2 separate regions of the Homo sapiens genome follow, and region 2 is linked to region 1. Evidence: chromatin contacts called from ENCODE Hi-C or POLR2A ChIA-PET data. All regions are on one chromosome and are shown on one strand. The core of a region is the stretch at or near the end of the contact, and the rest is flanking DNA. Distances in the headings are between cores, read along the strand shown.

Region 1 (3,312 bases), core at 675-3,174:
TTTATTTAGCTGACTGAATTTTCAGTAAAGACATGACAGTTTCCTAGCTACTTTCTATGGAAATGACAAAAGGCAGCTGCCCACTATGATTTTACCTTATTGACTGCAATTCAGTGTTTATGCACAACCTTGTGACATTGATCTTCATCTTAATGGCTAAAATATATTTTTTAAATGTTTTGAAATTTGAGATAAAAATATTTTTCTGTATATGAATTACCTTAATTTTTGGAAATGTACCTTTTCTCTTTTAATATTCTGAATATGTGCTTAGAAATTTTGGATCAGTTAATTCTCTTTAAACCACAGAAGAAAGTAATCCAGTATCAATATTGAAGAATCTTTGCTTACATTAGAACTGTATGATCATTTCAACACTTAAACTCTGCTGAAATTCTGTTTAATGCATTTAGTACAAGAGTGTGGTTGTAGTTATCCTGTAAAACATTCTTCTCAGAGCTGGCACACGTTCTACACTTATGTAGTGTCCTTGTTGGATTTGTAGAAACGGATCTACGAGGGCTCCCCTGCTTTGTCTTAGCATTTTTATGTCAACTTGAAAATCCCTATCTTTCTAAGAAGTAACCTTACAACAAGGTACTTACTGATTTACTTGGATGAGTCAGTTATTTTTGGATAAGTGTTGATGCATATCACCTCATTCTCATAGGGATTGAGGGTTCTACATACCATTTTTATTAGCATTCCCTGGGTTAGAAAATACTGTTGGCATTTTAGCTAAGTTGTCTTACAGGTTTTGATGATAATAGGGCTTTCTTACCATTTAACTTGTAGTCTTCCTAATGAAATTCTATGATTTGGTATCTTTTAACATTAAACTTGAAGACTTCATTTAAGGCATTTGGTGTTTAACTAAAAGCAAAATGGCTTCTTTGTACCTGTTTACACATTAGGAAAAAAAACAAAAAATGAGCACAGACTCCAACTCCATGGAAGAACACTGTTAAAAGAAGCATCTCTTAGATGATGAAAGCATTATAGCACTGTTCCAGTAAATAGCACCAACTGCAGCTGATTCTTTGGTTTTATTAGGAAAGATAGCACATTTTGTGATCTGCAACGTTTAAATCAATTGAACTATAGTGAAATCTCTCCCCTGAAATATCTATTACACAGCTTGCAACCTTTTGTTTAAGAGATTAAGTTTGCATCTCCTCATATTATCTCCTTGTAATTGGAAAACTTTCATTTTGACAGAGAAAATGTGCCAGTATCCCTGTGAGCCTTGCCACAAGCCAATGCAGAATGCCATCTGGAGGATGCATGCCCAAGTCATGCAACAGCCTCCTGTCGGGATGTATCAGGAACTTTGCAACAGAACAACTAATAACATCTTAAGCTCCATTTGTCTAGCTCGCTAGTCCTCTTGGCAGAGGTCATACCAGCAGTGGTTTTGTTGATTTGCTGCATCAAATGTAATTAGGCTAAAGCACTCACTGACAGAGCCTCTGATAATGGCATAAAAGCCTCAGGCTTAAATTTACCCATTGAGTCAAATTTAAGTGGATCAACAAAGACATACTAATTTCATCACTAGAACAGTAAAACAATTATTTTTAAAGGTGCTTATTTGGGACAACAAGATTTTCCTTTCTTTGGATCTCATAATTGTTTTATTTTAATTTTAATTTTAATTTAATTTAATTTATTTTATTTTACTTTTTAGTCGCTGGCTTCCAATGAAGTGGTTGATGTCTCTGACTAGGAAAGACAGTTTCATGTGTACACAAGCCATATATCCCTTCTGAATCTTACTCTCAAGTACCCTGTGGAAAATGATGAGATGTTTTTGTCAGGTTATATCCAAATAACTTTGAACTCTACCAGTTGCATACTCATAAGGGTAGCAGTAACATTATTACTGACCTTTTAACCCTTGCTTACTGGAAAACTCCAGTTGTACCAGTGGCCTCTTTATAAATGAGTCACTTTCAGGCTATGACTAAGATGAAGAAAGCATTACTTAGGGTTAAATTTAGGTCAAGTCTGGGCCCAGAGCACAAGACAGGCTTTAGTTGTTGTTAAGAGCCATAAGAAAACTATGAAAAGCATTTCTGCCTTATGCAGAGAAGAAACAATTCAACAGAAATAAGGTTTAACAGTTTCCTGCATAAATATTGTAAAGCAAGTCAGCAGGGGTCTGTGTTAGAGTGAGAGAGAGCTTGCAGGTGGTCTCAGCAGGAAGGAAGCACTTCCCTGGAATGCCTATATGGATGATCTGGATGAAGCTTTTTAAGAATTAGCAAAGAAATTAAGTATGATGGAATAAACAAGATAATAATAATATGTGAAATGTACTCTTTTAATTCATTTCTAAATTTTCTCTTGTGTTCACTGGTTTTCAAATATACCACCAGCACTAGAACTCCTAAGAAATCACTCTGAAATTTCCAGGGCATGGCAATGATTTCTGAGGATTTTGTACCTCATCGTGGAATTTGACTTAGTTTGAGTTCTAGGTATACTGCTTTTGATGATAGCAATAGGCACACGTGAGAATGAGGTTAAGTAAGTGTTTATTTGAGGATTTAATATTGTACACACTCTAGGAGTAAAGCAATTATCATGCTGTTAATTTCATATTCATGTATGGCTTATTTATTTGCTGTTTACCTCTCTGCATAATGAAAATGCCATGGAAATCTGCTTCTTCTAGCACTCTAATTTTAAATGAAGCTAAATGTTATGTATAATTTCAAGATACAGATTGCTAATTTCATTCTATTTTAAATACTGTATGCATGAGAAGCTTCTATGTTCTTGCAGAATCCATCTTTAACCAGAATCGAAGCATAATTTTCTAAGTAATTATGGAATAGTTAATACATTAAAATATGAATCAGGAGCATCATAGGCATATTTTGAACCATATAGTTTTCTAAACCTATATATATATGTATGTGTGTGTGTGTGTGTGTGTGTGTGTGTGTATTCCCTATCTCAGAGTCAACACCTTAGTTACTTTTCTGACAAATAAAATATAGTCATAACATAATCTCTCTTATTGCTCCTACTGATAAATTATTTGCATCTGGCTTACTTGTAATTTGGTGGCAAAATCAATGTTTGGTGAAATGATTCTGAAAACTTCAGGGGCACTATAGTTTTCATTTATTTACATGATATGCTATTTTTAAAGAACCAGTCATTGCCAGAATTCTACGTTAGTTCATCTTCTGAGAATATAATGGGAAAAAAAAGAAAGAAAGAAGTTCATATCTAATGTACATGGAGTTTTCTTCTCCAGTCTGATAATTCACTCAAGTAACATGCCTCAGATTTCACTTCCAG
Region 2 (3,418 bases), core at 488-2,987, 36 kb after region 1:
CTTGGCTATTATACATATCACTTTTGCATATAAAACATGGTTGCTTAGTGGCCAAAACGTGGGACATATTCTTCCTATGGCAACAACTAGGTCTTTTGGCACACTCCAAAGATGATGCCTTTGGTTATTTTGCAATTGTTACTGTAGGATCTGTTGCCTGTGACTCTCTTAACTTCCTGAATGTGTTTTCCTTTCTTTCAACCTGAAGTCAAAGGCATTACTACTCTTTGACCTGATTTCTCATACATGAGTGTTTACCTATGACATTTTCAAAATAAAAATGTGTTTCAATGAAAATTGTTCCCTTTGGTTCATTTTCAGTGTTGTTTTATATTAATACTAAACAAGGTCTTTTACCTGGAGGAAAATAATACTGATTATTTAGAAACTGGCATTTTAACTGTTCCCTCATGACTTCAAATGCATATGGGATCCTTTTACCCACGATTACCCCTTGCTTTGACTCTTTAGATGTTTTAAAAGGGAAATGTCTTTATATAAAAAATGTGCCTGGGCAATGAAAGAGAAGAATGTATATTTTGCAGAAAACCAAGCTCTTCCTCCATCACTAGCAAAATTTCTAGCTCAGTCTAATCCTCCACTTTCTCTTTCTTGAATTCCAGCAACAACCTCCCAGCTTGTTTCTCCATAGGTACTCTGACGCCCTCTAAATTGTTGTTTGCATGAACAATTCATATTTGATTATATTAACCCCTTCTTCTCTTCTATATACCTATGCTTAAAATTCTTTAATGGTGTTCCTTTGTCCTTAGGAAAAGAAGACAAACTCTTCAATATGGCTTACAAGGCTTGGCTTCCTTTTCCAGCCTCATCTCATTCACTCCATGCTTTCCCTTTTCTGAGCTCCAGTCTCACTTTCCCTTTTTCATGCCCTGAAAGCCCCATGCTCCCTGTTACCCACACGTAGCTCCTTGTACTTTAAACATGATTGTTCGTAGCTTTCACTCTGTTAGTTTCATGGTTTCTTCAAATACTAACTAAGTTATCACTTCCACAGAGAAGCTTTCCCTCTCCAACATAATTTGTTTTTTTCCCACAGAATTATATTCCCATAGCACTGGCTTTTTCTCCTTTATATCACTTAATATAGATGAAAATTTACATTTATTTTGTGTAATTACTTTAATATTTATCTTTCTTATTACACAAAGGCAGGGATTATGTTTTTCAGTTTTTGTTTGTTTGATTTTGCTTAACTTTGTATCCCACCACCTAAAATAATGCCTGCAATGTGGTAGCAGCTCTATAAACACCTTTTTTTCTTCAGATAAATGAAAAAAAATGAAATCATATGGCAAGAATTTGAAATAAATCTTTACTAAGTCTACTGTGATTATTTAAGACTAGAAATTATGGCCATTAAGCTACCTAATTGTATTAGAGTTTTCTTGGATCAGATGATTTTGGCAAACAAATTGAACTTGAAAGAGGGGATTGCTGTAATTTCATCTGAATGGACTCTACATGGAAAGTGTCTTGACACATGAAAGAAGACGAATCTGGGATGGATGCTAACCTTTTTGGTCTTCACAAATAGAGATTGGGAGTTGATCAGCATGTCCAAAATGCCAATGTGAGGAAATATGTAGTCATACTGTAACAACATTTATTGAGTTATTACTCTGTGTTAGACATGCTAAGTTCTAAACCTGTGTAACTCATTTATATTCTCAGCAGTCTTCTGAGATGTTCGTAGTATTGTCATCTACATTTCATAGAAGAAGAAACTGAAACAGGTTAGGTAACTTACTCGTGGTCACAGAGGTAATTGGTGGATTTGAGGATTCACAGGATTCTAAAATCGAGTTGCTGCACTGCCTTCTTTAAAAAATTAACATTTTTGAGTTTTGTCTAGGAAGTGGGAGTAGGAAATGAACAATTTGTTTTGTCATAAGTAGAAGTATGAGAGGAACACTTATCTTTAAGAATAAGTGCAGACTTTTTGCTCTCCTCAAAATATCATCTTCATTATAATTCCAAAAATATAATGAAAGAAAAATTAAAATGATAACCTATCTTATTCTTACAATTAACTTAAGATTTTTTTGAGTTATTTCCATCTATATACTGGAATCTTAATACTGACCTTGGCATTAAAGTCCAGGTAGTATTAATAATATGAATGTTACATTTGTGTTATTATTCTACAGTTTATTAAGTGCTTTTACTTATATAGTGGATTTAATTCTTCTGAATACTTCATAATTATATCCATTTTAATAATATGAAGGTGAGTGTTAGAGCTCTCAAGCATACAGTAGACGGCTAAGTTAGGGCTAGCCTATAGATTCTCTGACTTTGGTCCAGCACGAAGGCTTTTCTATGACAAAGCCCTTTAAATGCATGAAACTTATAGAGCCATCTTCTTCTGGAATACATATCTGCATATAAAGGGTCTGAGCACTACTCAGCATATGCTGAAATATTTTGTTGCAATGTGTTTTGAGTTCTGCTGTGAAATTTTAGTAAAATTGATTAAACAGTTTTTCCTATGGAAAAGAGAAAAATGAAATCATTTTAAAAAGAGAATCACCATTCAAGATACACACACATATACATATTTTCTTCATATATACTTTATACATAAGCATTAGTATTTATTTTACAAGACTGCAAAAGAATTATGATTAACATTTTCTTCAGAGCTCATTAGAATCATGATTTCTAGTAAACAATAAACTGACCTTAATGTTGCTATTTTCTTATTGTTAGCTGCTGGGAATAACAACAAATACAAAACATTTAAATATATGGTAAAACAATTAAAATGGCATTTTTGTGATATGTCATATTAAGGCACAAAGGGCAGAGTTTTTAATGTAATAATTATGGCCTTTATTTTCCTGAAAGTTTGTTTTCTTCAAGTTTTCTTTTTAATCTTGCTCTGTTTACATCAAAGCTTTAAAACTATCTTCAGTGTAACCTTAGCACAGGAAATGAATGACAGCAGGGTAGCTGGTCTGACCTCAAGACCTCCATATTTTTACTTTGAGGGCCTCAGCGCTCACATGTACTGAAACTCTACCAGCATATAGCAAAGTGCAGTGAAAATAAAATCAGAAAAGACTTCCTCAAGGTTGTTTTTTTTTTTTTCATAGCCCAAATAATAGTATCATGTGCATTTCCCATCAGGTTTGGTTTAGAATTTTCCATACTGTGTTTATATTGATACGTTGCCACAGTGCCTCCTACTGTGGTAGGAAGTTGGGAAATCTATGGTTGTATAAAAGTATGATAAAGAAATGAATTCAATTTTATTTTTAATTAGAACATCCCTAGATATAAACTGATAAGGTCAGCCAGGAGTTGTATCAGAATTTGCAGTTGGTTATCTAAAATCAAAATCGCAGGAGGCAATGTTCCTATGTTCTAAGTTGAAAGCTGAAATGTTGCAATG

What was found. A loop is a pair of places that touch in the nucleus more often than their neighbours do. ChIA-PET counts read pairs that join two places held with the same protein, here RNA polymerase II (POLR2A). Pooled maps may share reads with other maps.
Region 2: a map of CD4-positive, alpha-beta T cell shows a loop between it and region 1 (2.4-fold over the local background). The contact joins two enhancer-like sites. A Hi-C loop is called at or near these places in 6 of 168 maps with a recorded cell type or tissue (CD4-positive, alpha-beta T cell, CD4-positive, alpha-beta memory T cell, CD8-positive, alpha-beta T cell and 2 more) and 11 of 50 pooled maps. POLR2A ChIA-PET finds 5 or more read pairs at or near these places in 11 of 52 experiments (CD4-positive, alpha-beta T cell, CD4-positive, alpha-beta memory T cell, CD8-positive, alpha-beta T cell and 7 more).

The regions. Positions count from the first base shown.
Region 1 is chr2:181,105,072-181,108,383 of GRCh38, forward strand. No RefSeq gene overlaps it. Among named protein-coding and RNA genes, the nearest start is that of LINC01934, 17 kb to the right of the region's middle. RefSeq lists an enhancer at 1,904-2,405. Within about 2 kb of position 1,925, at least 5 of the 41 ENCODE cell types and tissues checked have a DNase peak (open chromatin) inside an H3K27ac peak, as active enhancers do; they include CD4-positive, alpha-beta T cell, where a contact is called at or near this core.
Region 2 is chr2:181,140,999-181,144,416 of GRCh38, forward strand. All of the region lies in intron 1 of LINC01934 (long intergenic non-protein coding RNA 1934), which reads left to right. Among named protein-coding and RNA genes, the nearest start is that of LINC01934, 19 kb to the left of the region's middle. Within about 2 kb of position 1,738, at least 3 of the 41 ENCODE cell types and tissues checked have a DNase peak (open chromatin) inside an H3K27ac peak, as active enhancers do; they include CD4-positive, alpha-beta T cell, where a contact is called at or near this core.